4 separate regions of the Homo sapiens genome follow, and all the other regions are linked to region 3. Evidence: chromatin contacts called from ENCODE Hi-C data. All regions are on one chromosome and are shown on one strand. The core of a region is the stretch at or near the end of the contact, and the rest is flanking DNA. Distances in the headings are between cores, read along the strand shown.

Region 1 (6,910 bases), core at 2,521-5,020, 590 kb before region 3:
CAGTGGAAAAATAGCCAACTGCCATTTCCCCAAATTAGCCCACCCCTTTGTGGATCCTAGAGTGTGTCTGCTTCCTCTCTGCAGGTGGTTCCTCCTCATTGCCAGGGGAAACCTCAGCTACCCTTTTCTCTAACAAAAGTCAAAATAGCCAGTTGTGATTCGGCTGATTCAAGTCTGCACATCACCCCTTTTGATATTTATCTTAAGAAGCCACATTAAGCTCTCAAAAGCTCATAAAGGTTATTGAGGTTTTTAGCAGTTATAGCACTTGATGTCATCTGCATGTTACAGACCCTGTATTGATACCCAACTCTGGCTGTTCATAATCATCATCAGGGAGGATTTATTAGTAATGTAGATTCCTAGCTGCACTGCAGAACCACAGAATCTGATTTTTTGGAGGATGGAGTCCAAGGCTTTACATTTTAATGTGTACCAGATGACTCTTACACTCACGTGTATTTGTGATCCTTAGCTCTAAAAGATTCAGAAATAACTGTTTTAAAATTACTAAATATAATATACACATGACCCCATTTAGCATAATAATGAATCTGGGCAACACTTTTTGAGCACATATCAACTGGGCATTTGCTAAGGGCTTACCAGGGATATCTCATTTAATAGACATAATAAAAGTGTTTCTGAAAAGTGATGTGTAATTCAAACTTTCGCACACTGAATTGTATTTTAAATGCACAAGAAATTGTTGTTGTAGAGGAACTCCATGGTAAATTCTTTTATGAGAAGAATAATTAGCTTCTAAAATTTACCTCTTGCAAATTGCACTATTTTGCATATTAAGATTGCTTGTGGTGAAGCATAGCTGTACTTGAAGCCAGTGTGCTCATTTATGGTTAAAAACATCCCATATAAGACAAAATTTAAAATAATGCAAAAAATTTAGCATAGCTCCTAGCTAAAGGTAATGTTCAAACTTGATAATCTAGGTTAAACTCTCAAATACCCATAAAGGTTGCTGGAGTTTCAGCAGTCACGGAATTTGATGTCATAAATCTTGCACTAATACCTCACTGGACTCCCATAGCAGCCGGAAGCCATTTGGATGGAGGTGTGAAGCAATCAGATAACCTGTGACACAGACTTTCCTTACCCCTTTTCTATCACTAAACCCCACCACAATTTGGTGAGACATTTACTTCTTATTCTTTAATATCTAAGTTTTGAATTCTTCATGTGTATATATGACTTTATCATCACTATATTTTTAAAAAGCCTCTTAGGACTTTAGACCTTCAGGGAATATCAGTCTATTGCCTCATCCATCTCATAAAAAATTTTTAAATAATTAAAAATATGTTAGGTATATTACTGAGTGTATGTATTAATAGTAACCTAGATTTGTTTTAGGATTTTTCTGATGAATTTGGAGCTGAGAAAAAGGGCTTGTATTGTGACTTCCATTACCCCCATCTGGGACCTTTCCTTGTATATATGATATATATCTTGTCACATAAAGGTAGCCTAGTCAAGAGGCCTGCTAAAAGTAGGAGTGCCCAGTCTCTCATTTTTTTCTAATGTCAAATAAAATGAATAAGGATAGTGATTATTGCTAACCAACAATTTACTATGATGAGGGCAAATTTACAGGAGATCAGAGAATTTGCGATTCAGGCCATTCCCAATATAAGTTGAGTCTCAGAAAACAAGCAAACACCTAGCTAAGAGTAACTGATGGCTTTTTCTGAAATGATCAAATACATTAGCTCTGACCTCTGGCTTGACGTCATCTGACTTCCAAGTGAGGTTTAATGCTTCCTTTATCTTTTGCCCATCTTGGATTCCTTCTCCATTCTCCAACAGAGCCAACTCAACTCAGGTCACCCCATCCCACTGGGGGAGTTTGGGATGGAAGGATGGGTGACGATACCAGTCTCAATCATGTATTGGTGTTTCAGTTAGGGTTTGCTTTCAATTGCAAGAAATAGGAAATCTTATTATACACTGGAATACACAAATTAGGTTTTATTTTTTATTCTACTTGATGTTCTCACTTGAGTGGCTTAAAGAGAGCAGAGCTGAAGTCTTTGTGATTTTCCTGGCCTTTCCTTCATGATCTCAAGATGGTTGCCTAACTTCAGCCAGCACATCTGAGTTTCAGGCAGCAGGACAAAGGAGGGAGAAGGAGGGAACGAGAAAGGGCTGGAGCCTGCATCAGGAAAGCAAAGGCTTCCCTAGAAATTCATGTCAAATTTCCTTTGTATCTTATTGGTGAGAACTCTATTACTTGGCCATCCCAAGCTGAAGCTGCAGAGGAGTCTGGGAAAGTGAGTTTTGAGTTTTTCAACTTCTGTGGGAGAGAAAAGCTAGGGATAGGATTATTACAGTGGATGTGGAGGGAGTCTCATTCAATGGCTGTCATCCCTGGCCAACAAACAGACAATAGAAACAATAACAAACTAAAAATATCGGGAGTTTGATAATTTTTAATTAAAAAATAATTAGCTGTAAAAAATGTTCCTCAAACTGTCATGGTAAAGTGCACCGTCAAAATGGCTCAGGGTCTCGTGGGTAACTCTTTTAGTTTACTTGCTATTTGCTGTAAAATGATCCACTTACTTTGTTGGAGTATTTCACCAGCCTGCAACTTTTTGAGGACTGAGACTTTATCTTAATTATCTTTGATATTCCCAGTTAAATTACTGTAGTGTGCACAACAATTAACTGGGATGTTTAGATTTTTAAGAAGTAAATTCCACAACCACCTGCTTCAGAGATTCTGATTTAGCAGGTGTGGGGTACAGCCTGTGGGCCTAGGCTTATGACAGACACCCCAGGTTGTCCTGATGCAGGTGGTGTGGACCCACACTGATAAACATTTCCCTGGAACCTCACACAACATGAGAAAGATAGAAAGAGGGCAATAATGATGTGTGAAACTTAATGTAATCCCTTAATGAGGGAATTGAAAAGCAGAGGCTGAGGAATCCAAAGGAGGAGAGGAATAAAGAAGTTCAACAAAGGGGGATGCTAATGGTATCCTAATTTTGACAGAGGCTCTATGCATGTATTGTAGATGTGTATTTACAGTTCAACTATGAGCTGAGTTCAAATGCCTTTCTTTCTACTGCCCTTCCTTATGTTTTTAGTGGGAAGGGGTGGTATGAAAGACAACTGTGGATCCAGTGACTTTTCTTTTCTGGTCACTTATAATTTCAATAGGACCAGTGGGTCAGTCATCTCTTATGATTCTTGGAAGGCATAGGTATGTCCCCAACCGATCATGTCAACCAACATGATTAAATTAGAGTGTACATATTATCTAGACCTGTTAAAAATAAGACTAATAACTGTCTTTTCTCCTTCCCCAAAGGAAAGTAATATAAAATCCCCACACAGATAAACACATTAGTCAATATTTCAAAGAGATGGTCATGGGTGTAGAGTGGAGAGAAGCCAGGATGGGTGGGAGGCATGAAGCAGGGGTAAGCTTTTTATTCACCCTGGGCCTTGAATGAGTTATTTATGTGTTAGAAAAGCATGCAACCCGGGAGCGTTTAACTAGAAATCTGTTTCTTCACCCACAGGAGAGAACTCCATTTTTGGAAAGGGAAAACATCACTTACCCTGACACAAGGACATGACATGTTGTTTCTGACGTGTCACAGAAAGACAGAAATAACTACAGTTGCAGAGCACTTCCTTCTTACTCTGAGTTTCAGTCTCCCTTACCTGAACCGACGGGCTCCCACCCTTAGACAAAAGATGACAACCTATGCGTCACTTTCCATTTAGGTTGGCTTAGAAACTTTCAAGACTTTCTTTCTCTCTTCCTAGGTGCTGTTCTCACACCATCCTCAGCTTCACTTGTTCTTTTGTTTTAGATCAGTTCCTCAGCCATGATCACATACACAAAGAAATCCTCTATTTCCCTTCTATTTACAGGTGCACAAGGTGGGCGCCCATTGACAGAGTGAGAAGCAAAGTTTCGTTTTTGTTTCTAACTTTTCCACTGCAGGTGACCCCTGAGGAGTTCATGAACTACTATGCAGGTGTGAGCGCATCCATTGACACTGATGTGTACTTCATCATCATGATGAGAACCGCCTGGAAGCTTTAAGCACATGACCTGGGGACCAGGCCCTGGGACAGCCATGTGGCTCCAAATGACTAAATGTCAGCTCAAAAACCAGAATCGTATTTGATTTCACACTCATCCTAATGTTTTTTTCTGTGTCAAAATATTGCATTTTCTGGGGCCAAAAAACAGGCAGAAATAAAAGACATTGAGTAGCCAACTGTGAGTTTGCCTTGCCTAAGACTGTTTCCTTTGTTCTAAAATAGGACTTAAATAAAATGAGCTCTGTAAAGCTCCTAGTGCTGTGCTGATACATGCAGGTGTCTAATCAACTTTAGGTTTTATCCCTTGGCCATTAATGAAAGCTTGAGTATTTTAATTAAAACCCTCACCCATGCACCCATAGTTTTTCTTCACCTCCTTTTAGATGATCCTTTTCTAGGTGAGATGATAATATATCTCTTTTTATGACTGATTGTAAGTCTTTAAGTGTTTCAGTCTCATTTGGGGACCAGAAGAAGACCACGTGTTAGCCTCAATTTCTACAAGCAAATCTTGAGTTTCACTGCTTAGGGTTTAGGGAAGCCGCAGTTTGACAAATAGATTCAAAATGATTTATTTAATAGTCATTTTAAAGACTGGTGTGAGTGAGGAGGCTATTTCTTTGAGCAGTAGATCCACGCCTGTTCATGGTACTCCTGTGGCTGAAGTTTTGAAACTGGGCTGGGCGCTCAGATTTTATCTGGGACATCTTGCGCTGTGTGTGGGCAGGCTATTCCAGAAAGCCTTCACCTGGTGGAATGTTTATCTCTCCCCTCTCTGCTTTCTGCCAATTGTGTTGAAATTCCCACCAGCAAGGGCTGGGTGCAGTGGCTCACGCCTGCAATCCCAGTACTTTGGGAGGCTGAGGTGGGTGGATCACCTGAGGTCAGGAGTTCAAGGCCAGCCTGTCCAACATGGTGAAAACCCTGTCTCTACTAAAAATAAAAAAATTAGCTGGGCATGGTGGCACATGCCTGTAATCTCAGCTACTCCAGAGGCTGAGACATGAGAATTGCTTGAACCCGGGAGGCAGAGGCTGCAATGAGCTCAGATCATGCCACTGCACTGCACTCCAGCCTAGAGCAAGACTCTGTCTCAAACAAACAAACAAACAAACAAAAATTCCCACCAGCACAAGGAGGTTGGGTGTGACACGGACTAGGATTTCAATAATATTCCAAAGCAGGTTTTCCATCTTGATGCTTCATGGCTTAACACCTCCTCCTCCCAGCACTAAGCTTTGGCTTCATATCGTTGATGTGTAGGACTCTGCCCATGAAAGGCTACTAGAAGCAAAGATAGCCCAGAGGCTGGAAAATAGATAAGAAAACTACAGCTCTCCTTCTGTGTCTTCTGTATCTAGGGCCAGAGATAAAAGCACAGTGACCAGCCTCTGGTTATGGTGCTGGAGACAATGCCCACCCACCTTGCTGCTGGGTGAAATACCTCCTTTTGACTCTGTCCTTAGCTGCACTCATCCCCCAGTTTGCAGACAGGATTGGGTTAATAGTCTTCTTTAAGATCTTATATACTTAATTGGCTCTGGATTTAGGGATTGAACACACTTGCCATATTTTGTATCAATTCACTGTTTAGGTTTTATTTCATACGCTTGGAAGTTGAGATTCGGATATGTATTAATTTAAAACATGTGAAAACCAGTGCTGCTACATAGGCATTATAGTAGTTATTAAGTAACTTGTTGAGATGCTCAACTTTTTCTTGAGGATGGTGTATCCCCGTATTACCAGAAACTAGTTTTGTTTTTGTTTTTGTTTTTTTACTTAATTGCACAATTGCACAAGTTTGATTTTGTATTGGATTTATTATCTCTGCTCATATAGAGGTTGGTTAGGCCAAAGATACCAAGTGTTATGAAGAAATATGTAGACTTATGTAGAAAACCAGAAGAAATTGTGAAGAAATGTATAGAAAAAAATCCATATATTTTTGCAGCCTGTGCCTTGTAGACTGTGGCTAAGGAGAGGTCCCCTATTTCCTGGGGATGATGGGTTTCAAGGCTTTTGCTCTAGAAAGATTCTTGTCTTTGATTCTGGGTATGACTCATGCCTCAGCTTAACTGAGGCTATAGAGTGAGCATGTGATTCTGAGCAAGGACCAGGTTGCAGCTATCAGCTTAGTCTTCTCCAGTGATACTTTGCTTCCTGTCAAATGGGGGCACAGGGCACAGCTATCCAATTTCAGATAACCCATACTTCATAGTGTATTTGGTCACATTTAGTTGCTTCTCTTCTAGCGGTTTGGGTTCTGGGCCCATGAGCAAGGTTCCACCAAGGCCCTTTCACCCTCTGGAAACAAAATCTGCTAATAACCTAATGGTCAAGGGTCACTGCACTCCAATTCTCATTCTCCTTTATGGCTTCTGGCACAGTCACGAATTATGCATTATTTAGCTCTACTCCTTCTAGTAGGAGTGGGAGGAAAAGAGAAGAGACATTTAAAGAAATCATTTGCTAACACTCTTCTGGATATATTTTTTGTTTATTTAACTTACAGATTTTAAAGCTTACTCCGTTTACAATTTAAAAAATAAGCCCTTAGTTCAGAAGGCAAAACACAATAAAAAGTTGCCAAAACATCCCTCAGGAAAACCTCACCTGTTGGGTCTGGTCCTCAGATAGAAAATTAAACAAGCCAAAGAAAAGAGAATGAAATTAGCAACTTTTTATGAAACAAGAATGATGTATGCAAACATTCTGAGAATGAGAGTTTGTCAGAACAAACCACCCATAACAATACTGAATTTGGATTTCTAACTTGATCAAAGGCAAACCCATGCAAGAATGGCCAGAGACTCTGACTCTCTGC
Region 2 (6,949 bases), core at 3,758-6,257, 540 kb before region 3:
AGGACACTAACTAAAAAGTAGGTCATTCGGATATGAATTTGGAGATAGCCTCAGGTCAGAATTTCAAGCTAGAGTAGTTTCTCAAATCACCAGAGATAGTAACCCTTGGCAACAAGAGATGACTTATGGATGAAGGAGAAGGAGAAGATAAAGTTCCCTGAGACCTTTAGTAAACTTTCAAACCAGACTCTTTTCCTTTGTCTTTTCTGTGAGACCTTGTGAAACAAAATGCCAACTTATTCCTGTGGATTTTTGGAAAATTTACATTGAGAGGATCATCTGAAGTCAAATTGTGTCAAGATGGTAGAAGTTAGGTCAATATTCACAGAATTATAATTTAATGTTGCTTCCCCATTACTCGTTATTCACTGGCCGACTATTTGGAATGATTTATATGATGAAATTATTTAACCATCACAGCCTTCCTGTGAGGCAGGTTATCTCATTTTACAGGTGAGGAAACTGAGGCATAGATACATTACATAACTTTCTCTAGGTCAAAAAACTAGTAAGCACTGGTATTGGGATTGGAAACAAGGCAGTTTAACTCTCAGATGCAACTTGAAGACACTGGATTGTCTCGTGTTGGGCAAACAGATTTTTGGTGAGAAGTGTTGTAGGAGACGCAGGATTTAAATTCTGATATGAAGTTGGGAGGGATGTGGGATCCCCAAGATCCAGAGCATCATTTGACTGAGTCTCAGGGTCTGAAAGCTGAACCGTGAGAGGAGATTTGTATGAGTGTTTTTGGTGAAGGACAAGGAGTTTCAGGAGGCCTTTGGGAATTCCTTAGATGTTAACATTTGTTAATTAGGCCACATATTCTTTCTTTTGTGGCTATTAAAAAGAGCATATGAAAAGAGAGACAGAGGATGTCTAAGCAACCATTAAAACCACCATCCCTCACCATATTTCAAATTCCAGATTGGTGATGTTGACATCTGGGTCCTCAAAAGCACAGGTCAGTGAGTGCTGCGATCCATTCACTTCCAACTGGCTATAGCATGAGAATGAGTAGTCATCCAGTTCTGCATCTTCCAAGTCTCCTGGGGAGGAACAAACATGCAGCTGTTAATGAAACAAATAAATGCATCCTTTTGAAATATGGCATGACCTTAATAAAATAGCAGACTCTGTGGCAGACATGAAATAGTAATGGATTATGTAGTATTCAAGGAAGAAAAGCCCAAGGGCAAAGACAAGAAAAATGCTTCAAAACCAACCAACCAACAAAAAACAAAAAACAAAAACGCTCAATGCTAACAGAGTTTTCCAATAGAAAAAAAAAATCCATCATAATGAGTAAGTAACCTCCAAATATTTCTGAGTTAAAGAACCAGAGGCATTGAACACATTCTTTTCTGTATTTAAACTGGAGTTTTTTCTGCTACATTTGTTACATTGATTGTTCATATTATTTCAAAGAAGAGACACTTTATTTCCATTATCCCCATGCTACCTAATCTCACTTTTCACTTTATTACAAATCATAATTTATTCCCTCCCTAGTATTTTTTTTGTCTTAAATGAAGGACAATGATAGCTATCTTGCAGTCAGAATTTTGCTTTTTTAAGAGGTCACTTTCCCTTGCCTAAAAAGGCATCCCAATTAAAAGTGGCACTGATTATTTCCATTGTCTTAAGCTACTGACTGAGACAAACGTGATTAGGGAAAAAAAATTAGATCTGGCAGGACTCCGATTTGGTGAAACTTCCTGTGAATGTTGTACATACTGCTTCTGTTCTTATAGATTCTTCTATAGACGCAGTATCTGATAGATTCTAGCAGGATGCTGGAAGAAAGTGGGGAACCAGATTTTTTTTTTTTTTGCTATTACTTTTGGAAAGTGTGATCTGTCACACATAGTATTTGGTTTCTTAAGCTGTTTTGTAGACCCTATAATGAAATCTACATTTTGTATGTATGTTTTACATGATAGAAAGTGAGGCTGGAATAAATATGTCAGAAAATATACACCCACTGGGACCTGAGAAAATCTGGAGTAAGCAAAGCCATTCTCAGAGTGCTCAAGTGTGAGCCTAGGACTGCTTCCATGTATTTTTGGTTCATCAGTACTAGAAATTAGATGCTTCCAAGGCTTTACACTGGAGACAGAATATACTAAAATCAAATCCCAGTTGATTGTCCCAGAGACCAAGGGCTGTCCGAATAGCACTTTCTTTACTTAAATAACTCAGTAGGGAAAATGGGAAAGTTAATAAAGCTGACTGTGAATGGACCAACCAGTTGAATGACAGGTTGGTTCAGTCAAAGCAACAAATCTCAAACAGCCCTAGCTAGACCATGGGTGTGGGCACTGCTCACAACCACAGGCATTTGTTTTTCTGGCCATTCCCAGAATCCATCCAGTTCACAGTTCTGCCACCAGCAAAAGCTCTTTATGTAGTTTCAGCAGGGTATGGCCCTCCTTCTGATGACAGCACGAAATAATGAGAGACAGCCCACTAATTTTGTAGACTTAGATTTCTTCCCTGTGCAGTGGTAGCTTTCTAAATGCAGTGGTTCTGACCTTACATGGCAGTCCTCACACTGTCCTGACATTTTCTCTTCCACCAATTCTATACACAGAACATGTATTATTATTTGGATTCAGACATCCTGTGGGTCGGCTTTGTCTTCACGATTCTTCAATAGAGACAGCACACTCTAGCAGATGTCAGCACCCACATAACAAAGGACTCCCACTGCCACTCAGTCTGGCAAAGCATACAATATACAATGAGCCATTTATACACTGTTTCCTGCACCTAAAATGGCTGTGTTTTAGGAAGCAGCTCACTGGCTTTTCAGTAGATATTATGGGGCAGAGTTGCTTTGTAACCAAGAAAAATTCCCTTCAATGACTTATAAAATGTGATGGCATTTTACAAAAAGAATATTCTACATGACGTGAGCTGAAAAATTCTTGGCTAAGAGTAGTTAATGTACACAGTGGTTAAGACCTGTGGTGTTAGAGCTGGACAGATGTGCGTTTAAATTCTGGATACTCTACCTGTGGTCCTCTGTCAGGTAGGCAACTTCTCTAAGACATGTGTTCTAATATGTAAACTCGTGCTATGAGCAATCACTGAATGGATATTTACAAAGAGGTAGCTTAGAACACAGTAAGGATTTAATAGGGATTAGCTATGAGTATAATATTTTCTGAGAAATAAGTAATGAAAAGGTAAAATAAGAATTCTAATTCTGAAAATATACATGAAACATTTGAGCTTCTCTTTAAAAAGTTTATGTCAATTGACGGTGTTATAATTACTATGGTTTTGAAATTACATAGAGCTTTTGAATAATGAGTTAATCTATTATTCTTTAAATGCTCAATAATTAATATTATTCATATTTAAATAGGTATCTAGACATATTTATCCATAAAAATTTAAATTGTGTGGAATATGTATCATAGGCAAGCCAGTGTCATCTAGAAGTCTTCTTCCTACTGAATGGAGTTAGTTGATTAATAGTGTAAATGATTTGGATTTTTAAAAAGTATCCCTTTCTTCTCTTGATCATCCTTGTGATGATCAGAAAATTGACAACTTTCAACAAGCAGCAACTGAATGTGAATTCCTATACCCCAAACTGGGAAGTATTTTGACGTAATCATGTGAATAGGGTAATTATACATCTTCTAAAAAATCTGAAACTTAAAAAGTTGGAGTGAAAACCCAGCTTTCAACTAGCATTCTTATATATTTTAAAAATAGTATGATCACCAGGGTGAACTAGTGAGTATAGATGACATGAAAGAGAGTAAGATTTATGTTTCCTGCCTCCCATCAGTCTTTGTGGAAATCCAAGGCAAAGTTTAGCATAGAATAATAATCATCCCCCATAAAGTGAGTCATATACTGTAAAAAATGTCAAACTCTCTGACAATTCCCTTAATGAGAAAATTCTAGGGATTTCCATCCTTCGTAATTACATGACTCAAAATGCATAAGCTGAGTCATTAGGCTGATGTGTTTGATATTGTCTATAGCCAAATAGTTTTTAACTCTTAAAGAGAAAGGGCTTAATTTGCAGGAGCAAGTTGATGGTCTAAATTCCCACATGCCTCCTGCTGCTGTTAGAAGCTTCTGCCTAGTTTTGTTATAATTACAATGTGTTTATGTATGGGCAGGGTTGGCTTCTCGGTACTAAGTTTTTTAGATCCCAAAAAGAATTATTACATATGGCCAATTTGTTGGTGTGGAGGCAATTCAGTGTATTTCAATGAGTAAACTCATTTAGATCTTTCTCTAGTCAGTTATTTACTTAAAATCTCACATAAATCTCTCAAAACTAAAGTATTTTGAAAACACTTTCAAAAGTTATTGGATGTCTACTATATTCTAGCCACTGATTTAGGTGCTGAGGATATAGCACTGGTCACTGAAGACAAAGCTATTGCTTCTGTACATTACCTTATCCTGAAAGTTATGCTTTCAGGATTTCTTAAAAAGTCAAACAAAATGAATCCAGTTTGATCTCCTGACAAGGTAAAATTACTTTGGACATTTTCCTACAAGTACAGTCATAGCATCTACATGAGCATTCTTTTTGTAAGAGCAGAGTAATCATTCAACATTTAAGATCTACACTTGGGAGTGAAATGCATTCCTTCTTGAGAATACTGAGGTCTTATAAACCACCCATAGTATTGATCCCCTGCCCCCTGTCATGGTGGTTAAACATTAAAAAAAATGACTGAATATGTGGGAAATTCTCAAACTGCATTCAAACCCAGTGCCTGACTCAGGTCTGTTAGGGAACTGAATAACCTGAAACCATGCTACAGATAATCCAAAATCCATAAGAAAACTTAGAAATGACTCACCATTTTGAGCATAGCCACTTTCTCCAGAAACGACTTGAAGTAAAGAAAAAACCATGCCAAAAGTTGTACCTAGAATTGTCATTCTGAGAGAGATAGAGAGAGAGAGTAGATGTGTGAGCCAGTGTGTATGAAATGAATGAGAGTAAGAGGAAGGGAGGGAGGGAGGAAGACAGAGAAGCTTAGATCTAGGGCTTTATACTTATCTAACCACAGACAAGGGAAGTATAAACACAGCAAAAAAGAAGGCAAGTTCCAGAAACAGGAAGTCTGAGTAAAAGTATTGCTGCTGTAAGCAGAGGTCAAGGACATGAAGAGACAGAGCCTCTGAAATTATTGTTCCTCCTGGATATTCCCTGCAGCCCCCACACTTACTGTGCTTACATCAGAGTAAGGCAGTAGATTCACACCTAGGCTCAAGCTATCTTAGGCTAGAGGCTACTTTATTTTTTTAATTTTTATTTTTTTGAGACAGAGTCTTGCTTTGTTGCCCAGGCTGGAGTACAATAGCATGATCTCGGCTCACTGCAATTTCCACCTCCCAGGTTCAAGCAATTCTCCTGCCTCAGCCTCCTGAGTAGCTAGGACTACAGGCAAATGCCACTATGCCAGCCTAATTTTTGTGTTTTCAGTGGAGACGGGGTTTCGCCATGTTGGCCAGGCTTGTCTCGAACTCCTGACCTCAAGTGATCTGCCTGCCTCAGCCTCCCAAAGTGCTAGGACTACAGGCATGAGCCACCGCTCCTGACTAAGGGCCCACTTTAAAAGAATCTGAAGACAAAAATTCAAACTTACAAAGTGAATCAATTGGTTGTTTGGAGTGAGTTTTGATTTAAAGAAACAGTCTGCACTATGTGAAGTACTTTATTGTGGGTTTATTTTAAATAGCTTACCTCCAACTTCCAAGTTTCACAAGAATAGCAGTTTTTCTCTTTTGTTCTCTGTGTATCCCTGGTATTTACTCATATCTTACACACCACAGTAGGCATTCAAGAATTATTTGTTTAGGGCAGGGGCTGGCAAACTATGACCTAGGGAACAATTTTTTAAAAAATTATTCATTTATTTTTTCTTTTTCAAAAGATCTTTTTTTTTCCCAAGTAAGCCTTGGGACCAAATTTAATCTACCACCTGTTTTTGCAAATAACGTTTCATTGGAATACAGCCTCACCCATTTGTGTATCATCTACAGCTGCTTTTATGCAACAATGGCAGAGCTAAGTAGATGAGATAGAGATTGTATTGTACAAAAGGTGTAAAATCTTTACTATCTGACCCTTTGTAGAAAAAGTCTGCTGACCTCTTGTTTAAAGGATAAAGTAGGTACTTTCTTAGTGTATTTAAAACAGGATTCTATTTGTGAAAATTTGATTGCCACACAACTTTTCAGGTACACATAGTACATATGAACTAAATTAGTGCCTAGGTATATGGGGCAGAAATCTGAGACCATGGCATAGAAAATTCAGACTCCCCCAAACCTGAATGCCAGTCAAAAGCCTTCCTAATATGGCCTCATGGTTAAAGTGGTGATATTTGTAAAGCCTGACTGCTTCTTGGTAACTGTTAGATTTTTTTTTCTTTTTCTTGAAAAAAATAATCTAACCTGGATTCAGGCCATAAAACTCTATGCTTGATTCACAGTGGCTCTCTTTTGGAAAAATGCCACAAGACTGCAGTTATAAGGTGAGGAGTGCAGAGAAACTAAGTGATCAGTGAGTTATGAACTTCTGTTGGATTCACTGTCATTAGGTAGAATTGCTCCCATGGGCCTGTGAAATGGCTAAAATTAGCAGAGACAAGCAACAACCCCCCAGGTGTAAAGCAAATCGAAGAGACTTTAAAAGACTCATGATTTAGCTTGTCCCATCATTACAATTATTTGACAATAACGAAGTAACAAAAAAAGGAGGTGGGACATTTGTACCAGTCTCTGGATCCTCCTTTTCAGTTTTAAGACAGACTCCGTCTGCACCAGTTATAATGCCACACTTTGGAGTATAGGCTCAAGGAATACTTCGGAGCAAGAATCCAACTGAAGGGGACATATTCCATCTTCTCCATTTGTCAGGGCCTTCTCTGGGCATTTCAAAACCCTTCCAAGCCAAATAAAG
Region 3 (7,448 bases), core at 3,202-5,701:
CTCTGTCCACTGGTGGTGCCTTCCCTCTGAAGATCTGTTGGAAGTATGCCAGCTGTCTTGGTCCCTTGGTGGCAGATCTTCCACCTGGCTGAGTCCAGTTGGTCATCTTGCCCTAAGGTATTTTTAACTTTTTAACTTGGGTTGCCCTATCAGAAAGGAAAACAGATTGGGATTGTCAGATTCAGCAAATAGAAATATAGGATGCCCAGGTACACCTGAACTTCAGATAAACAATGAATAATTTTAGTATATGTCCCAAATATGGCATGGACATATTTACATTTAGAAAAATATTTCTTGTTTATCTGAAGTTCAAATTTAACTGGGTGTCCTATATTTTATCTGGAAACTATAAAACATGTCCTCCTGATTCTCCCTTTATCTGGTAGCTCCAAGGCACCATGCCACCCCAGTAAGATACCAGAAGTTATAGCCACACTGCAAAGAATCCTGCACTAGGAGTTCTGATCCTCAGATCTAGCACCCAATGTATGATAGGTGTTTAATTTGACCAAAACACTTACCATCCCTGGGACTTCGCCTCTTCATCTGTAAAAATAGAGATAAGAATTTCTTTCCTATCTTAGTAATTATTGTTGTGAAGTCCAAACAAGATAAATAAAATGAAATTGCTTCCCATAATAGAAAGTTGTTATTTGCATATATGTGAATTTAGGAACCTGATGCTCTGCCTTCTTCCTTGCTCTGAAAGCCAGTCCCACAGATGAGCAGATTGCCTGTGAGCATCTGCATCCCTTACCGTTCCTAAATTCACAGTCTCCTAGAACCACTGCTGTGGATTCAGCCCTTCACAGTAAAGACTAAACAACTAGAATGAGAACTTTTGGTCACCAAAGTGATCCCCTGAGTTGATGACCAGGATTTACTTTCAGACCTCTGCCTAAAACATAATAATGTTTTTTCATCAACACTTTAATACATCTGTTTCTCTGGAGATAGAATTCGTGTTTGTGTACCAGTTGTAGAGAAATCACTTTTTAAATTCAGAGAAAAGTCTCAACACACACATACATACACACACAAAAAAAAATGGGGAAAAAAGAGAGGCTCTGAAATGCTGAGATCTGTGATCACAGCCTTTATTAACAATATGCAACCAGTTCCAGAAAAAAAATTCAAATAAGAACTGGAATAATTATCCATACTTGCTAAGTAAACACTCGATGTGGTTGCTATCAAAATGAAAATTTGTCATGTCTAGTTTGACTCTGAGCACCCATAATTAAGTAGGCTTGGCAGCTGTTTTTAATTCACGCACCTAAGGAGGAAAATTATATGCTTTATCCAGTAAGGGGATTGTGATTTTTATTTTAAATTCTGTCTCTAAGGAATTTCTTACCAGAATGTGAAAGAGTTTTCTTTACTTGTTTAAAGCAAACTGCTCTCGTCAGACTTTATAGGAAGTACCACAATGCAATAGGGAATTTTATTATTTCTGTAGTTTACTTAGCATTTCAAGACATTTACCATTTTAATTATTTTCCTCGAATGTACTGTTGTGTGTATCAATGTAGTGTCACTGCTTCCGCTGGACATTTAAGTGGGTTACGGTCAAGTGTTAAATAACTATTTTTTTTGTTTTTACAAAACACCTATTTTACAACTATCTTCTGCTTCCTGCATGACCATTGTATACTATTAGCCATGTGTGTGGTCTATACCTCTACTTGCATATCATGCAAAGAATAAATTCTGTGAAATTAATTTTCCAGGAAAATAGTATTCAAATATATGTTGTCTAGAAGAAGTAACACTTCTTGTTTTAACTGTGACTTTTAATTCTAATTAAGATTTTCCTTCTTAACCTCCTTGTGTTTAATTTAGAACACGGCCTCAAGACCTTAATATTTTATAATAGTGACTTTACAATAACCAGTTACTGCTTTTTTCCTAAGGTACACAGCACTGGAGAGAAGCAGAGCTAAGGAGGTGAAGTGTCTGTCTGTCTTGCTGAAAGCAGCTGGGAGTGGGAAAAAATAGTCTTGTCCACTTTTGGCTATCTCAAGATGAACATGGAGCTCTCCAGCAGAGGAAATGTCTAGGAGGATAAGGTGACATCTATCAAGTGAACCTACTATGCGAACACATCTGCTGATAGGCCTGACCCATTTCTATCATCTGAGAATCTCAAGTAGCTTGTCCACCAGCCACAGGTTGTTAAACATTGATGGTGGATACTGTAGATGACCTTGCACTGTCCTTCAGAGAAACATGAATCTGAATATTCCCCAATTTGGGAATATCTGGAGATTTTTCAGGCTTAGAGAGGTTTTTTTTTTTTTTTAATTTTTTTTTTTTTTTTTGGTTTGCAGGTCTTTTTAAAGTTGACCGTGCATTAGGGCCATAACAAAGCTAAGCTTTAGAACTAAACAGAGACTGATTATATCTAGAGAATTACAACCCATTCTTAGAAGTAAATTCTTTTTTTTTTGTTGTTGTTGTTGTTGTTGTTGTTTTTGAGACGGAGTCTCGCTCTTTCGCCCAGGCTGGAGTGCAGTGGCGCCATCTCGGCTCACTGCAAGCTCCGCCCCCCGGGGTTCACGCCATTCTCCTGCCTCAGCCTCCCGAGTAGCTGGGACTACAGGCGCCCGCCACCGCGCCCGGCTAATTTTTTGTATTTTTAGTAGAGACGGGGTTTCACCGTGTTAGCCAGGATGGTCTCGATCTCCTGACCTCGTGATCCGCCCGCCTCGGCCTCCCAAAGTGCTGGGATTACAGGCGTGAGCCACCGCGCCCGGCCCTTAGAAGTAAATTCTTACTTGCCACTTTCACTTTGCCATACTCCCTTTTATTAGCCTATCACCTACCTTAGTTTAAAAAAAAAATACACATAAGCACACACACATAAACTTTACATTAGTTAGCTCAAGTTTCTTATGCCCACTTTACAGCTAAGGTACATGTATCTCAAAGAGATGGGGTGACTTCCTCAGGGCTCCACAATGAGTAGTACCCAAACTGGGCCTCCCACCCACCTATCCTGATATCTAGCGCAGTTTCTGCTTCACATCAATGTTGCCTCCTTCTTCTTTCTACTATGGATTTGTAGGTTATTGAAAAAAAACTATCTTTGGAGAATAAAAAATCTTTATAAAATCTAAATGCCAACTTACCAGTTTAAAATTCAAATGGAAGTCTTCCCTAAACTATCATGTAACAAGTGTTCATTCATTGAAAACTATTTATTGGAGCCTACTATGTGCCACACATTTTGATAGGAGCTGAGATAAATTGATGGTCAATTATGAAATAAGATATACTTTCCCTCACATTCGTGAAACCTAAAGTCTGTGAAAGGAGACAATTAAGCAAGCACTGGCAAAACTGCATGATAAATGCTCTTATAAGAGAAGCACAGGGCACTACTGAGAGGCTGTAGAAGGTTCTCACATCATCTTCCACCTAAATGACATTTATGGAGCAGTTACTGCATGCCAAGTATTGTCATTGCTTTGCAAGTATCATCTTATTTAATACACATTCAGGCTTATGCACTCCAGTCATGGATTAGAAAACTGAGGAGACGCTTCAGAGATTAACTGACTCTCCCAGTCACAAAGAAAGAAAGGTGGAGCCCAAATTCAACCAGGCACTATAGTTCAAGTCTACACTGACTAACCTTCCACCTAGGTCAATTATAACCTTCTCAGAGAGAAGATTACGATGTTTTTCTTACTAAAGTAACCCAGAGTTCCGTCCAGTGTGGCAGAAAGGAATAGATTATTGGTTGGCTTGAAATGGAATCTATTACCATTTCTAAACAAACAATTTCACAAAACTGAAATAAGTCCCACAAGAAGATTAATGAAATGTGTCCAAGGCACAGAATTACTTTAATTTTCCAGTTGGTTCACCAGCTGAATCTAAGAGTTTGGTTGCTATCTCTGTTGGACTAAAGTAGAGTTTTTATCTTCTATAAATCAATCAGGACAGTGGAAATCACCAAATGACATCATCATAACCACAGAGTACTTAATAGATGCAGCCTTTGTGTCTTGCTACTTAAGAAACAGCTAAGCTTCAACCATCTTAAAACTTCCCTTTTTGCAGACTGGCCCAGCGCCAAACTTGTAATGACACACAGAGTGATACATTTCCTTATTTCTTTCAAGCTTCTCTTGAGTTTCATTTTTCACAATTTTTTTACCATCTGGACACATTCTACAAACTTTCCATTCACCTTGCTTATAATGCTTTTTTATCAAATAAAATCATTTATTCTTTATTCTTTCGTGGCCAATGTTTTTTCTTTCAGACACTAATTAGGAATCTGAAATATTGCTAGCAATTGAGAGTTAAGGATGGCCAAAGTTTTTCAAGAATAACTAGCCCATTTTGTTTGGTTTTGCTTTGCAATTTAGAAAAGGAAATCACGTTGCTTTTGAAAACAAATGTGGTGAAATTGTAAGCCATGCCATTTTTATTCTGGCCTTCAGTTGAAACTCTCTTTGTGGTCAGCAATGCACACAAAGTCCTGTCTAAATCAGCCTCGAGCAATATACATAGAACATACATCTCATTTTCAATAATAAATATGTTGGCAAACTAGGGCTAGTGGAAATAAAATGACTGTGAAGTAGAATATATTATTTAACTAAATTTATTCAGCACGTGCTTTTGCTTTTTGTATTCTGTTTTTCTCACATATGCCCCAAATCAGAAATTTCTTCCTTTTATGCCTATCTTACCTGTATATTAAAGACATACTTAATTTTCATGAAATTTTTTTTAATGTTTGTTATCTCATATGTTGTTAGGGTAACTGGCAATAAGCCTATCTTCCCAATTATGATGAATATTTGAAGTGACTCTGTAAGTAATTTACAAGTAAAGATTTTTATCTAAAAAAAAGTTATCCACTTCATTTCCTTTTTATCAGTTCTCTGAATGTCTTTTTCCCCCCAAATATTTACACTTTTTTGGGTTTTTTTCAAGGTTTATACTCCTATGGACTTTTTAGAAATAAATATTCTATAAACTCTGAAAGTTTCAAAAGAGGGCTAAAATGTATTTTTATAATCAAAACAGTGCTGAATAGGGTATATCACTTCCAAGCAACTATAATAAAATACAGCTTTTTTGGTTCTATAAGGGAATTGTTGAAATAATATCTTAACGTCATCTACTTTGTCTTTTGAAGAGAGATGAGGAAACTCTGGAAAAAGCAGCTTGCCCCTAGTATGTCAGGTCTACAAGAGAGGGGAGACATTGGATGGAGTGTCCTATGTGGCAGGGAGACCTCCACTCAGCAGGACACGGTGAGAGTTTCTTAAGTGAGTACAATATAAAAATATAATTTGGCAGAGCAAGAGAAATATAAGAAATCAAGCGGAATAATAATAAAGAAAATGATTACCATTCTTTAGGGTGTGCTTATCATATGATTATGTGTCAGACATTCCTCTCAAATGTTGCCATGTTTTAACTCACTTTACCACCATAACAGACCTGGGAAGATCAGAAAACCCATTGGTTTAAGCTACAAATAGAGAAGATGTTGAAACACAGAGAAGGCGTAAGAACTAAAGGGAGACACAACCAAGAAGAAGCAAAGATGGAAGACCATGCAAGAGTGGACTGAGCACAGAGTGGGAGGGTGAGAGCAAGGTTCTTGGTGTCAGGGAATGACTGAAAAGAATAAAGCCAAAGAACTCGTACTCAAGGAGACGGAAGCCTCAAGAGGGCCGAAGCAATGGAAGCTTGACTTAGGGTGGGGGTGTCCTTCAACTTTGTGGAATTATGCTACAAGGCTGTATTTGCCAATTTTCACACTGCTATAAAGAACTATCTGAAGCTGGGTAATTTATAAAGAAAAGAGGTTTAAGTGACTCACAGCTCCGCATGGCTGGGGAGGCATCATGAAACTTACAATCATGGCGGAAGGTAAAGGGGAAGCAAGGCACGTCTTATATGGTGGCAGGAGAGAGCAAGAGTGAGGAAGTGCCACACATTAAAACCATCAGCCCTGGTGAGAACTCACTCACTCTCATGAGAACAGCAGGAAGAAAGCTGCCCCCATGATCTGATAACCTCCCGCCAGGTCCCTCCCTCAACACATGGGGATTACAATTCAAGATGAGAATAGGGTGGGGACACAGAGCCAAACTCTATCAAAGGCATTCTGCTGATCCCTACCACCTGCCAGGCCCTGTCCATTGTCTGCAGCATGAGCCATAAGTATCAGCCCATCAAAAATGTTCATTCCCACCTCCCAGCTTCATCCTTGTACCTCCACTTCCTGTCCTGAAAGAGTTGGAGTTAAGTGGTGAACTTAATACAATTTGGGGTGAGGGTTGAGGGGGCAGAGTGGGCAGAAGGGGGAAACAAGCAGAAGATTTAAAATGAGAAGGCTGAGGCTTTAGTTCCAGTCCTAAAATCTAGGTGACTTTGGGCAAGTTGTTCCTCCTCTCTCGTCCCTTATTAGTTCCTATTTAAATGTCGGCATTGAAGTTAATCTTCTTGAGGTCTGTTCCAGCTCTAATGGATGTTTTCTAAGGCAGTCTAATACAATAGATACAAGCATGCTTTTCATACGTAAAAGCTACTGTTGATTCATTTGATAATAAAATTCACACATAAAAGCTATTAGTGATTAATTTAATAAAATTCCAGGCTTTAAATCCATACTGGTTTAGCTTGAAGTATGGAGGTGTGAATTTAGGTAGTGTGTCAGGGAGATTACTCATCCCAGACAGGTGGTTTGGGTGTTTCCCAGCAGGGGCAATCAGACCTGTCTGGGTCATTCAGCCACCCACCACATATCTGCAGAGCACAGACTCACGCTTGAGTCAGATGCTCCCAGATCACCATACTCTAACAATTAGCCACACCACAGCCATTTGTCTTAAATTAACTTAGAGCGTGTTAGCTGAAGCCTAATTAAACATTGGCAGTTGCTTAGGAAAAACAATTAAAAAGTCACTCAGCAATACCATCTTGTCATTACAGAAAGCTTTAATAGGCGGGACTTGCAAAATATGGAAAATCTTTCCCTCACATGTGTGTTGGCTTCCGCAATAGCTAATGGACTCATCTAGAATAACACCCTGCCAAGGGTCTTTGATGGGACAGCTGTTCTCACAAGGCAGCTCTCAGGAATATCAGGTGTTCAGGGTTTTTTCTACAGCTGGCAGTAAACAAAAAAAGAAAAGCAAATTTTGTTTTATTCATCACAACAGCTGGAGAATGTATAGAAAATATTCAAACCACAAAATAACAAATGCAATCCAAACATCCCCAATTACTTCTAAATTCTTTCTTCCACTCTACAGGCCTTTCTCTTACTTTGTAGGCATTTGGTGGGGTTTTCCTACCTACCCGTTTCCCAATCTCAGTTATTTCTGACACACTGTTGCTCCCTCAAAATTGAAAATTATCCCCTCCCACTATGCTTTGGTGCTTAAGATTCTGAATATAAAGCAATATGA
Region 4 (6,793 bases), core at 2,644-5,143, 820 kb after region 3:
GAGGCTGCCATTCAGCTGCTGCTGCTGTCCCCAAGCTTGGAGTGGGGCTCCACGGGGCTGTGACTGGCTGAGGAGTGGGTGTTGGTTGGCTGCTGCTGGGGTCTCCAAGAAGGCACAATGAAGCTAGTTCTGTGCGTGCTGGGAAAACTGCACACCGGATTCAACTGCTGCTACTGGAATGAACTGCCTCTGCTGGAGAAAGATGCGGGCCTAAGGTGAGGCTGGTGGGACCTGGAGGCAAACAGGAAACCCACAAAAAGCAAGTGGGAAGGAGCAAATCTCTCCTTCCTTCCCACGCTTCCAGTTTTCTTCTAGAATCCATGTTGGCAGAAGCCGAGAGGAAGTCAGTTGGCAAAGCAGAAGCCCAGCCCCAGCATTATACAGCAGAGAACAGTTGAGTGGGTGTGAAGGTGAGAAGCAGTAACTCAGTCACTGGCACCATGACGGTCCTTGGGTTAGGGGCAGTGGGTAGCCCTAATCACCCATGCTGGATTCCTTCCGTTTCCCTCTTTGGATTTACTCTCCACCCTTCCCACCTTCGCAGTGTCCCCAGCTGTTGTCTGTGTGATGCACAACAGGCTGCCTCGCACTCTAGCTTCTGGCTGTGAGCATGGCTAAGAGGTGGAGAGAAGGAGGGGAGTGAGGATGGGACACACACTGACCTGATTCCCAGCGATGGGTCTGCTGTGTTTTTCCTTGGAGCTCCTCCTTTCTTCCTCTTAAGACCACGGGGTGGCAACACGGTTTTGCTGCTTTTAGTCCCAGCACACGGCACCATTTTCTGTGGGTTCCCAACAGCCAGTTCCCATCTCTGTAATTTGTTTCTTTATTAGACTCTCCTCACATCCTCCTAATTTCAGAGTGCCACTGTTTTTCTGGGACCCTGACTGATAGGCAGTCTAAGCTTGAGATGAAAAGAAGTGGACACAATTACAGGGAACCAGAGAGGAGACAGCCAAAGGGGAGAAAGCCACCTAAGGGAGCAATGGCCTTCTGTAGAGGCACTGCCAATTGGGTGTCTCAGTGGGGAGGCAGATGGTTCATGCAGATGGTGGAAATAATTAACCCAACATCTTTCTCCCCTCTTCCAGTTCCTGACTTCCTCTGACCGCTCTCCACTGGCCAAACCCAATGAGAAGACAGAATTGAGGCTGTCGGTAGTGTGTCCTCAGAGATCAACCACCTTGGTCAGACAGGAGGTTGAAGAAGGCTGGAAAGCAAAACTGGAGGGTGAACAGAAAAGTTCCAGCAATCGGGACACTGGGGGCATTTGACACACAGGTCAGATAATATACAACCACCCTACTCTATGCAAAAAATTTATTTTCAATACTATTCAGAAATAATTACTTTGATCTTGATTTAATCCTTAGCTTTAAACCAATTCACAACCTAGAAAGAATGCATTGGCCGGGCATGGTGGCTCACGCCTGTAATCCCAGCACTGTGGGAGGCCGAGGTGGGCGGATCACCTGAGGTCGGGAGTTGGAGACCAGACTGACCAACATGGAGAAACCCTGTCTCTACTAAAAATACAAAATTAGCCGGGTATGGGGGCACATGCTGGTAATCCCAGCTACTCAGGAGGCTGAGGCAGGAGAATCACTTGAACCCGGGAGGCAGATGTTGCAGTGAGCTGAGATCGTGCCATTGCACTCCAGCCTGGGCAACAAGAGTGAAACTCTGTCTCAAAAAAAAAATGCATTTAAATGTACAGGTATTATTCAAATTCAGTAAAACATAACATGAATGAATTTAATTTTGCACTTATTAAAGAAAAAGATTGCACATCACAGCTCTAGACTTAAGTTAAAAACTCCACTGGGCATGTGCAATGACAGAACTGAAATAACTCAAGGTATGTTTCTTCCTCTTTACAAACTTGGCACTGTCATAGTCTATTTTGAGTTTATTGTTTAAATGTACACATGTGCCATACCATAGGGTTTTGGAGAAATGAGCTATATCCCAAGAGAGTTTCAACAGTTCGAAGCTGTTGAAGACTTACACTTGAAACAAATATGTGTAGCTGAGTCTGTGTGTAGCTGTATTTGGACTAAATGCTAACTGGATGTTCTCTGAATTAACTTCCATGTGGCATACGGTGTTTCTTAAAATATAAGATATGAAGAGCAGGCTATTTAAAGCTTGCATACACATTATTAAAATTCAACATTAACTGCCACAATAGTTTGAAACTTAGACCAACAAAAGGTTGCTTTACTGATATCGTTTAGATTTGCCAGTGCTTGGTGTTAATAAAAGCAGATCAATTTGGTGTGGGTTTCATTATTGCTTTTAAAGTCTCTCTGGGTCATGCCTGCACTGGGGTGGACTGCTCCCCTGCCCGCCCGTGGCCCACTGCTTCATTGAGCCCATCTTTTGGGTGTTTTCTGTCATAACTTCTGCTTGCTCAATTTTCTGCTTACTCATAACTTCGCCTCTCACAAGATCTTGTGAGCTGCTCTCACCAGTCCTTACCTTCCTACTTTGGGTCCCATTGTCTCCTTTCTTAATCTCCCAGAATGACGTAATTCAAATCCCTGCAAGAGAGACTTTTATTTGGCCAGCACATCTTTTGGAGCAGACAATATCACTGGCTTTCAGCTAGACGGTGCATTGACCCTATTGGCTCTGGTAACCAGAGGAGGATGGGTTCACTGACCCAAATCATGCCTGTCCAGAAGGGGCTCTGTGCAACACAGTTTCCGGGATTGGTGAGTGTAATGCCCGGAAAGTTTGAACATGCATAGAAATCCCTAAGGCAAACAAGAATTTATTTGTAATATAGTAGATAGAGCGCTGGATGTGGAGTCAGGTGTACCTGGTCTTAAATCCGCTCTGTGATGTTTTTGCAAGTCTGATATTTCCTCATCCTTAGTTTGCTTGTAGCGAAATAGGTGTTTTGGCTGGACGTGGTGGCTCATGCCTGTAATCCCAGCACTTTGGGAGGCTGGGGCGGGTGGATCACCTGAAGTCAGGAGTTCGAGACCAGCCTGACCAACATGGTGAAACCCCGTCTCTACTAAAAATGTGAAAATTAGCCGGGCGTGGTGGTGCACTCCTGTAATCTCAGCTACTCAGGAGGCTGCGGCAGGAGAATCACCTGAACCTGGGAGGTGGAGGTTGCCGTGAGCCAAGATCGTGCCATTGCACTCCAGCCTGGGAAACAAGAGTGAAACTCTGTCTTGGAAAAATAAAAAATAAATAAATAAATAAAAACAGATGCTTCATTTAGGTAGAGAATGCAAGCCCTAAAACTTAAAAATGCTGAAACGAAGTCATAGCAAGAAGTCTAGCTGTGGGTGGCTGCCGGCATTGGTTCAGGGTCAGCTTCTCAGAGCATCTCTTGGCCTTTCTCCTATACTTGTCCCACCACAGTTGCATGATGGCTTTTACAGCTGTAGACATCCTGTCCTTCTCCAGATAGGAAGAAAGGGGAGGTGGTGATGAGCCCATGGACCCAAGTTTATGCCTATTAGGAAAAGCGAAGGGCTCCCCAGACTCCCAGCAGATTTGCACTGATGTCTCTTCTGCCAAGGCAGTGTACAAGGCCACCCCTGGCTACAGGGCAGGCTAGGACAGGGGTATTTGTGTGGGGCTAGACATAGGTTTCCCAGAACAAAACTGAGATTATACCAGCAGAAACACAGGAGAGGGGACAGGCATTAGGAAGGTGGGTGGGATATCGCAAAGGGGTTAAATCTATCTGATCTGTTTCCTTCCAGGGTGGTTGTGAGGATTAGACATTTGTGAAATGTGCTATGGGGTTGTATTAGTCCATTCTCACACTGCTATAAAAAGCTGCCTGAGACTGAGTCATTTATAAACAAAAGAGGGTTAATTGACTCATAGCTCTGCATGGCTGGGGAGGTTTCAGAAAACTTACAATCATGGTGGAAGGCAAAGGGGAAGCAAGTACTTTCTTCACAAGGCAGCAGGAGAGACAGGAAGTACCACACTTTAAAACCACCAGCTCTGGTGAGAACTCACTCACTATCACGAGACCAGCATGGGGAAAATCACCCCCATGATCCAATCACTTCCCACCAGGTCCCTCCGTCAACATATGGGGATTACAATTTGAGATGAGATTTCGGTGGGGAAGCAGAGCCACATCATATCAGGGGCCCTTCTCAAAATGAAAACATGAAGCTCCCCTACTTGATCATTCTATTTCCTATGGCTGTTTTCCTAAAGATCGGCCCTTTTTTCCACTTTACTTTGAGAACCACCAAACAAAATTGAGTCTGGCCTGACACTGCGTACCCTTTTCCCTTGCAACCTCATCTCTTCATGTGCCCTTTGCCCTCTGATGACTCTAACCTCTTTCGAAGGTCCTTGAATTCACTAAGATTTGTTTACTCAAGGGCCTTTACTTTTGCAATTTTCCCTGCTTGGAGCAATCTTCCTCCTTTCTGTTCCTTCTGCAGAGAAGTCTACCCTGACTCTCAACCAATGTGAAAAATCCCCTTGCTCTTTCCTGGCTTTCTTTCAGAGTGCCGAGCACAGTCTTCATTTCTGGATAGTCTATTGATTAGCATTTATCTGCTTGAAAGGCAGCCTAACTGTAGCATTTGAGGGCCTGAGTGCTGGAGCTAGACTACCTGGATTTAAGCGCTTCCCAGCTGTGTGATCCCGGGAAAGTTATTTTAATGTCTGGTGCCTCAGTTTCCTCATCTGTAAAAATAGAGATATTAATATCACCTACTTCATAGGGTTGTGGAGGGGATTAACTGTTTATATTTGTAAAGTGCTTAGAGCAGTGCTCTGTGCATAGCAGAGATTATGCGAGTATTACATAAATAAAAGAAATAATACCTGTTTCCTCCACGATACTGTGTGATCTATAAAGAGGAGAACTGTATCTGTTCTTTCACTGTAGTGGTTAGCACAGTGCCAGGCCATGTTATTGTTGTTGTTGCTGTTGTTTTACATCCAGCGAGTATTAAATATTTGCCAAATAAATGAATAAAGAAATAAATAACTGAGTGATGTTCTAAATTGGAGTGGGAGTAGAACAACGTTGCAACATCTCAGGGTTTCAGAAAATATTATTTAAGAAGTAGAAGGCTGGGTGCAGTGGCTCATGCCTGTAATCGCAGCACTTTGAGAGGCCGAGGTGGGTGGATCACCTGAGGTCAGGAGTTCGAAATCAGCCTGGCCAACATGGCAAAACTCTGTCTCTACTAAAAATTCAAAAATTAGCTGGACATTGTGGCACATGCCTGTAATCCCAGCTACTCAGGAGGCTGAGGCAGGAGAATCACTTGAACCCGGGAGACAGAGGTTGCAGTGAGCTGAGATCGCGCCATTGCACTCCAGCCTGGGCAACAAGAGCAAAACTCTGTTTCAAAAAAAAAAAAAAAAAGAAGTAGAAGTTTCTAGCTCCATTGGGAGTTGAATTCCTGCCTGTGGGGTTTGTTGGAACTGAATCTTCCATGACAAAGTGTGGGACTGGTGTGGACCATCAGTAGAATCATTGCTTCCCCGCTTCTCCTTGCTTCCCCGCTTACAGTAATTGCCTCCTCTTGGAGAACTGCTAGGTCTCAGACCACCTAGGAAGTGGAATTGAGACCCTGTGAGACCGATGCACAGGCTCCCACCCATGTGGAAAGCTGCAGCCCTGATTAGGTGTTTGGCTGGCTGACCCCACCACCCTTGGGACCGCGGTTTCCCTGAGTAGCTTGAGCTCTGGCCCTGGTCACGACTCAGGGTTGTTCTGACCCTCTCAGAAGAGAATTTTCCAAAACCCCAAACAACGACAGCTTTATGGGCCAGCTGCACTCTGTTCCCTTTGAGAGGCAACCAGAGCTCTTAAATCACATGAAAAACACATCCAAGTTGTGCTGTGGGGACTCACATCAGGCAACTGGCTGCTCTACTCAATTCTTGTCCAACACTAGGTCTCCAAGGAGCCATTTGAAGCCCAGTCAAATAGACCTCGATCACCCTGGCTGGCTGCCAGAGCCTGATGGTCCTCTGCCTTCAGAGCCTCTGCAGCGTGAGCGCTGGACAATTTCCTGTGGCCCATGGTCTCCCCAGCCAGGTTAACGTTCAGCCTCCCTGTCTTCTGGATCCCACCTTGTTTTTCTGTTTTGTTTGCTGAACGGCCTCAGGGTTTCCCCTTTCCTGCTCCAGCCCATCTGGAAGTCTCTTTATTAACAGTTTATTTGCAAGCTCATGGTGGTCTATGAACTTGTCTGAAATTTCCTGGAAAAGAAACAACTGCTTGAGTCCCAGGGGAACCTTCTGTCAGTCTCTCCTCAGACAATTCTGAGTGGCTATTCATGTGGTATGTGGCTACTCCTCCCCTTTCACCCACCCCCACACACCTTGAAAACAGCCTCCAGCTCCAATAAAAACATTTCAGAAGTCCTGACAGAGAGCAAAGACTGCGTTCTACTCCTAAAAGAGTGTAGCCTGCAATGGTACCGAGTATGTGGGGGATGCCACCTTCTAGGTGGGCTCTTCAAGGATAGTTTGAGGAGAAATCCTAGGCGAGCCTTTTAGAAGCTATTACTTGCCGTTTGTTGGCTTGTGAGCGAGAATTTCTAGCCCCGCCGAGGTTTGGTTGTGAGAACCAAGCCGTGAGCTGGGGAGGAGGGGAAGGGACCGATGCTGAAGATCTGCTTCCTATTTCTCCTATTCCTCCCTGCCTTCCTATTTCTGCCCACTAGGATGAGCGGTCACTCCGAGCTCTTCCTCTGAGGGCACTCCAGAGCCTGGCAGCCAGCTCCCGAGATTCCCTCCCTATGCAGCTTCTTCAGTCAATCACCTCTCGGTCCTTGGC

Evidence for each region. A loop is a pair of places that touch in the nucleus more often than their neighbours do. Pooled maps may share reads with other maps.
Region 1: a map with no recorded cell type shows a loop between it and region 3 (13-fold over the local background). The contact joins two enhancer-like sites. A Hi-C loop is called at or near these places in 15 of 37 single-sample maps with no recorded cell type and 7 of 50 pooled maps.
Region 2: a loop to region 3 is called in a pooled map, with 2.7 times the contacts of the local background. The contact joins the promoter of IL7R here to the enhancer-like site in region 3. A Hi-C loop is called at or near these places in 2 of 37 single-sample maps with no recorded cell type and 7 of 50 pooled maps.
Region 4: a pooled map shows a loop between it and region 3 (14-fold over the local background). The contact joins two enhancer-like sites. A Hi-C loop is called at or near these places in 7 of 37 single-sample maps with no recorded cell type and 9 of 50 pooled maps.

Annotation. Positions count from the first base shown.
Region 1 is chr5:35,901,716-35,908,625 of GRCh38, reverse strand. CAPSL (calcyphosine like) reads left to right here. Exons shown (of 5, transcript NM_001042625.2): 5 at 3,980-4,338. The coding sequence ends at 4,081. Among named protein-coding and RNA genes, the nearest start is that of CAPSL, 33 kb to the left of the region's middle. RefSeq lists an enhancer at 3,932-4,031. Within about 2 kb of position 3,770, at least 2 of the 41 ENCODE cell types and tissues checked have a DNase peak (open chromatin) inside an H3K27ac peak, as active enhancers do.
Region 2 is chr5:35,854,949-35,861,897 of GRCh38, reverse strand. It overlaps IL7R (interleukin 7 receptor), which reads right to left and starts at 5,007. Exons shown (of 8, transcript NM_002185.5): 1 at 4,839-5,007; 2 at 908-1,046. The coding sequence starts at 4,920. RefSeq lists an enhancer at 704-1,205.
Region 3 is chr5:35,316,439-35,323,886 of GRCh38, reverse strand. No RefSeq gene overlaps it. Among named protein-coding and RNA genes, the nearest start is that of PRLR, 90 kb to the right of the region's middle. RefSeq lists a silencer at 1,994-2,194. Within about 2 kb of position 4,451, at least 2 of the 41 ENCODE cell types and tissues checked have a DNase peak (open chromatin) inside an H3K27ac peak, as active enhancers do.
Region 4 is chr5:34,496,336-34,503,128 of GRCh38, reverse strand. No RefSeq gene overlaps it. Among named protein-coding and RNA genes, the nearest start is that of RAI14-DT, 160 kb to the left of the region's middle. RefSeq lists enhancers at 1-1,124, 3,301-3,370, 3,821-3,970. Within about 2 kb of position 3,893, at least 9 of the 41 ENCODE cell types and tissues checked have a DNase peak (open chromatin) inside an H3K27ac peak, as active enhancers do.